2 separate regions of the Homo sapiens genome follow, and region 1 is linked to region 2. The links are chromatin contacts, found by Hi-C or POLR2A ChIA-PET in ENCODE. All regions are on one chromosome and are shown on one strand. Each heading gives the region's core, a stretch centred on a gene start or an enhancer-like site at or near the end of the contact. The rest is flanking DNA. Distances are from core to core; before and after follow the strand shown. Region 1 overlaps THAP4 (THAP domain containing 4). Region 2 overlaps FARP2 (FERM, ARH/RhoGEF and pleckstrin domain protein 2).

Evidence for each region. Hi-C counts contacts between places; a loop is a spot of excess contacts on that map. ChIA-PET counts read pairs that join two places held with the same protein, here RNA polymerase II (POLR2A).
Region 1: a loop to region 2 is called in a map of Caki2, with 5 times the contacts of the local background. The contact joins two enhancer-like sites. A Hi-C loop is called at or near these places in 1 of 168 maps with a recorded cell type or tissue (Caki2). POLR2A ChIA-PET finds 5 or more read pairs at or near these places in 2 of 52 experiments (GM12878 and H1).

The regions. Positions count from the first base shown.
Region 1 is chr2:241,583,406-241,586,105 of GRCh38, forward strand. It overlaps THAP4 (THAP domain containing 4), which reads right to left. Exons shown (of 6, transcript NM_015963.6): 6 at 1,000-1,320. The coding sequence ends at 1,201. It also overlaps the pseudogene RNA5SP122. Among named protein-coding and RNA genes, the nearest start is that of BOK-AS1, 26 kb to the left of the region's middle. RefSeq lists an enhancer at 894-1,422. Within about 2 kb of position 1,251, at least 2 of the 41 ENCODE cell types and tissues checked have a DNase peak (open chromatin) inside an H3K27ac peak, as active enhancers do.
Region 2 is chr2:241,488,954-241,491,653 of GRCh38, forward strand. FARP2 (FERM, ARH/RhoGEF and pleckstrin domain protein 2) reads left to right here. Exons shown (of 27, transcript NM_014808.4): 22 at 1,009-1,091; 23 at 2,108-2,226; 24 at 2,563-2,700. Among named protein-coding and RNA genes, the nearest start is that of MIR3133, 12 kb to the left of the region's middle. RefSeq lists enhancers at 1,259-1,772, 1,773-2,288. Within about 2 kb of position 1,283, at least 2 of the 41 ENCODE cell types and tissues checked have a DNase peak (open chromatin) inside an H3K27ac peak, as active enhancers do.

The sequences.
Region 1 (2,700 bases), core at 1-2,500, 94 kb after region 2:
AGTGCTTTGGGCAAAATGCTGGCAGGTGCTGAAGCTGGGTGACAGGTACAAGGGTTTAGTGTATGTTTGGAAACTTTCATAGTGAAAAAAACCCCACAAAAACGAAAGCTGTATTAGAGTTACAAACTAAAACTTACATGATGATGTTAAGATCACAGCTAGCCTCTTGGGAATGCTCCATCTGTAGGAAAATATAGACTCGGCTCTTTAAAAGTAATGAGAAAATGACTGCCATCTTTTTTTTTTGGAGACAGGGTCTTGCTCTGTCACCCAAGTTGGAGTGCAGTGGTGTGATCTTGGTTCACTGCAACCTCCACCACCCGGGCTCCAGGGATCCTCCCACCTCAGCCTTCTGAGTAGGTGGGACCACAGGCATGGACCACCATACTCGGCTAATATTTCTATTTTTTTTTGTAGGGATGGGGTTTTGCCACGTTGCCCAGGCTGGTCCCAAACTCCTGGCTTCAAGCCATTTCCTCGCCTTGGCCTCCCAAAGTGCTGGGATTATAGGCGTGAGCCACTGCGCCCGGCCAACTCTATAGAAGATTTACAAATATTTTAGATCTTGTCAAAACTGTAAGAAGAAAGAAAAGGAAAGAGATTCATCCCTTCTTAATTTTTTTTTTTTTTTTTTTCCAGACAGAGTCTTGCTCTTGTCTCCCAGGCTGGAGTGCAGTGGTGCGATCTTGGCTCACTGCAACCTCCAACTCCTGGGTTCAAGCGATTCTCCTGCCTTAGCCTCCCAAGTAGCCAGGATTATAGGCATGCGCCACCACACCTGGCTAATTTTTTGTATTTTAAGTAGAGACGGGGTTTCTCCATGTTGGTCAGGCTGGTCTCGAACTCCTGACCTTAGGTGATCCGCCAGCCTTGGTCTCCCATAGTACTGGGATTACAGGCGTGAGCCACCACACCCAGCCCCCTTCTTAATTTCTTAGGGAACGCTTTGGAAAACAAACATCAGCAGATAAAAAAAAAATGTACAGCCTACGCAAGTGATAATATTCAAAATCCTCAGCCATAAAAATAAAGGCCTTTTATTTGGTTTTTCTATGCCAGTACAGAAACATCTGGACAACACTCTTGAGCCTGCAGAGGCTCACGGCCACACCCACTTCTGCCGCAGGGACTGTCTGTTGAGGAGCCGAACCGTTGAGGCACAGTAGCCAGGCCCTCCCGAGGGCTCCAGAAGCTCTAGGTTTACGGGGTCACCTTCTTGTAGGTGACGTGAAGATGCTGAGTCATTGGCTGTGTCGTGGTTGCCATGGAGACCGTCTGCTCAAGTTTGCCTTCAGAATTCAGCCTGAACTTCCGGGTGATCTGAGCAGGAGAATGGAACAAAGATAGCTTAGTTTTATCTTCAAAAGATTCAATCAATGCCTGTGCGCCCACTGCATGCCACACACTCATCACGGGCTGTGAGCCAGGCAGTGGCCCTGCCAGAGGAGGGTAGACACACAGCCCAGGGCCCCTGGGCATGTCACAATCCAGGTGCCCTTCAGCTGCCTCCAGAAGACCACCAGGGGAACACAGGGATTGTTTATTTAGAAGTCACCTTTTTTGTCGACGGCCATACCACCCTGAACGCACCTGATCTCGTCTGACCTCGGAAGCTAAGGAGGGTCGGGCCTGGTTAGTACTTGGATGGGAGAAGTCACCTTTTTTTGGTCTCTACAAATCATATACCTGATCAGACAAGCGCTGAGCTTCCAGTGCTTCCCTTCTCCACTGCCTCCCACTTTCACTGTAACTAGAACTGATGTCCAGTGTGTTCTTGGAAAGCTCAGAAATACCATCTTTGGAACAGTAATTCATCAGAATAAATTATAGCAGCTGTTTCCAACAAGAATCCAAGCCTATGGCAGCTAAGTCCCGAATGAGTCAGCCCTATATGCCCAGAATGTTTGCCGGCAAATTGTGAGAGTGACCACTGTCAAAAGACAATTCTCTGATGGGCACTATCTCTCTAGTGCCCCAGATGTGTGGGGGGTCATGTGGGGTGGGGGGCACCAGAAGTGGATGAAACGGAGTTCTGCTTATGGCCATGGCTGACTACTCTGTAACTGACCAACCCTCCTGCAGATAACAACCCAGGTTTTAAGAAGTTTCTTTAAAGGTGTCAGAGAACCACCAAGTCAGCGAGGACCAGCACCCCAAAGAGAAGGAAGTGTGGAGGTGAGACCCAATTTGGAGCAACTGGCCCCGATGCTTTTGCTGCCCGGAAGTCAAGGGGTTCAAGGGGTGGAGGCTGAGAGGGATGTGGTAGCTAAGAGGCTGAGAAGCTAAGTGGGGCCTTCTCAGACTCATGGAGCTGGAGGGACAAACACTGGAATTCAGTGTCCATCTAGGAGGAGAGGCGCAGCCGGGCATGGTGGTATGCACATGTAGTCCCAGCTACTCGGGAAGTTGAGGCAGCAGAATTGCTTGAACCCAAGAGGTGGAGGTTGCAGTGAGCCGAGATCATGCCACTGCACTTCAGCCTGGGTGACAGAGCAAGACTCCTTCTCAAAAAAAAAAAAAAAAAGAAAAAAAAAAGAAAAAGAAAAAGAAAGAAAAAAAGCACCCTGAGGTTGGGCACGGTGGTTCACGCCTGTAATCCCAGCACTTTGGGAGGCCGAGGCGGGCGGATCACGAGGTAAGGAGATCGAGACCATCCTGGCTAACAGGGTGAAACCCCGTCTCTACTAAAAATACAAAAAA
Region 2 (2,700 bases), core at 33-2,532:
GATTCTTTGCTATTCTCAAGCATTTAATTCTTCCAAGTAATCTTCTAAGTCATTGGACAAATTCCTTACAAAAACACCATGGAGATTTCAGTTGAAATTGCATTAAATTTTTGTGTTAACTTACGGGAAGACTAACATCTGGACAATGTTTTGCCTGCCCTTGCTTATGTTGATTCAGATTTTTGATGTCCAGTGAGAGGCTTGGTTGGTGTATCAGGCTCTGCACAGGGAAGCTGTCCATTCTGTGGAGTTGTTGGTAACTGGCTGGTCCTGGGGACAGAGAACTGGCCCTCGTTCCTGACTGTTAAGGGAAGGATGATGGCTCTTGGCTTGAAAAGATCATCTTTATCATGTTAACACAGTTTCCTTCTGTTTCTAAGAGGTATTATCAGAAATAACACCTTGGATTTTGGCAAAGGCATTTTCAGCATGTAGAGAATGGATTTCCCTTTTTCTCTTTGACTTCTGATAGGATGAATGTTATCAATCAGCTTTCTAATGCCGAACGATCCTTGCATTCCCCAAACAACCTTACTTGATCGTGGGACAATTCCTTGTTACATGCTTTTAGATTAGATTTGGTAATATTTTATTTTGCAATTATTTCATCTAACTACTTAAAATTAAAATTAATCCACAGTGGGTTTTCTTTGAATCTAGCTCTGTTAGGTTTTGGTCTTTGGTTCATAAATGAATTGTCCAACTCCCTTTTGGATAATCAAAATGCTCAACATTTTTTCCTTTGCTTGATTTTCAGCTAATAGTGCTGGACCCCCCGGTGAGTATTTGGGTGCCCTCTGGCCCATGGCTCACCCCCTGGGGTGCAGCTGCCATGGCGCAGGGATACCAGTGTCCTCCTTGGCCTCTTGTAGAGTCTGTGTGCACTTGGACAGCACTGGGCTTCCAAGCCCCACCTAGCATTGCCAGCAGTCACCTTGTGTCCTGCTCAGGCTTAGGCTGTCAGTTCCTTCTTGGCCACAAGACTTGGACCGTTTCTCCCACCCACAGGTGGAAGAAAGTGATAACGAGTGGTCTGTTCCACACTGTTTCACCATCTACGCGGCTCAGAAAACAATCGTGGTGGCAGCCAGGTAAGGGTCTTCCATGTCTCCATCCTGAGCAGCCCTGGATGGAGGGGTGGGGACTTCCTCGCCATGAGCCTCTGAGTCCTCTGAGCTGTGAGGAGCCATGTAGCCTCATGGGGTTGTGCCCCCTTTGACTCTGAGCTCTGCTTCCAAGTCACACAACCAAAGGAGCAGCCTCGCCCTTGTCAGGGGCAGGGCTGCTTGCCAACCTGACAACACCCCACAAGTGGCAGGCCCCAGTGCTGTGGAGCCGCTCCCTCTGCCCTCCGGTTCACAGTGCCTCCAAAGACAGGACGGGTGAGTGGGCAGGCTCCTGTGGTCTCCCAGGGCACAGGCGCTTCCCCAACCCTCACGTCAAGAAGTGCCAGCAGCTAGTGGTCAAAGCCCCAACAGGGCAGCTTACACCCAGCCCAGCCAAACACTGCCTCCCAGTCCCAGTGTGGTATAGACTCACATGAGGCAGCCCAGGCTATGGCACAGAATCAAGTGGAAACAGCTCCCTCCTCCCCAGATAAGATCAACAGAAGGATGACACTGAGCTCATTTGGCGGCCAGGATGCAGGGGCCCCTGCATGGTCACCAGCACCACACTGTGCTCTGTGAGGAGTCTCAGCTCTGACTCTGCAGCGCCCTGGCCAGCATCAGAGCACAGGGCACTCAGTTCCCACCAGGAAATGCTCACTTAATCATGAACCAGGGCCAATCTTGCATTTCAGCATCACAGATGTAGAGAACATCATTTCAGGAACAAATACCCCTGCAGACCCCCTGTTCTAGGACCGGGGCCCTGCCCTGGCACCCACAACCCTGTCACAGCACCCTGGAGGTCAGGCTGATGCAGGTCCCTCCCAGCTCTCCTCCCTGCTATTCTCGCTGGAGGGGACACGTTTCCCAGTCCTCTCACCAGGCAGGACAAAGCAGAATGTGAGAGAACAGGTGCCCTGACGGCTCGCCCTCCCTTGAGGGCTGGGGCCCTACACAAGGAAGAGCAGAGCCACTGAGCCTTGCCCTTCTCCCTGCAGCACTCGGCTGGAGAAAGAGAAGTGGATGCTGGACCTGAACTCCGCGATCCAAGCAGCCAAGAGTGGCGGTGACACGGCCCCTGCACTGCCAGGCCGCACTGTGTGCACTCGTCCCCCCAGTGAGTGCTGGCCACAACCCCCCAGGAGACCTCCACTACACCTAAGGAGGCTTTTTTTGGAAACTGTTTTCCTTGGTCCCCATTGGCCCGCTAAGTTCCCACACAATCCCCTTCCACAAGGAATGTTCCAGGCTACGCCTCATGCCTGGGCGGGAAGAGGTGTCAATCAGCTGCTCTGGCAGAAGCACCTGTAGTTTTGCTCTCAGCCAGCAGCTGGCCTAGCACCAAGGGCTCCCCATTTCCCCAGGACCCCCGAGAGGAACCCAAGGGGTGGAAGTATTTGGCAAGCAGAGGCCACAGGGGGTTCCCCCTGAGACGCTGCTGACTTCTCCCCAGGATCCCCCAACGAGGTATCTCTGGAGCAGGAGTCAGAAGATGATGCTCGGGGTGTCCGCAGCTCCCTGGAGGGGCATGGCCAGCACCGGGCCAACACCACAATGCACGTGTGCTGGTACCGGAACACCAGCGTGTCCA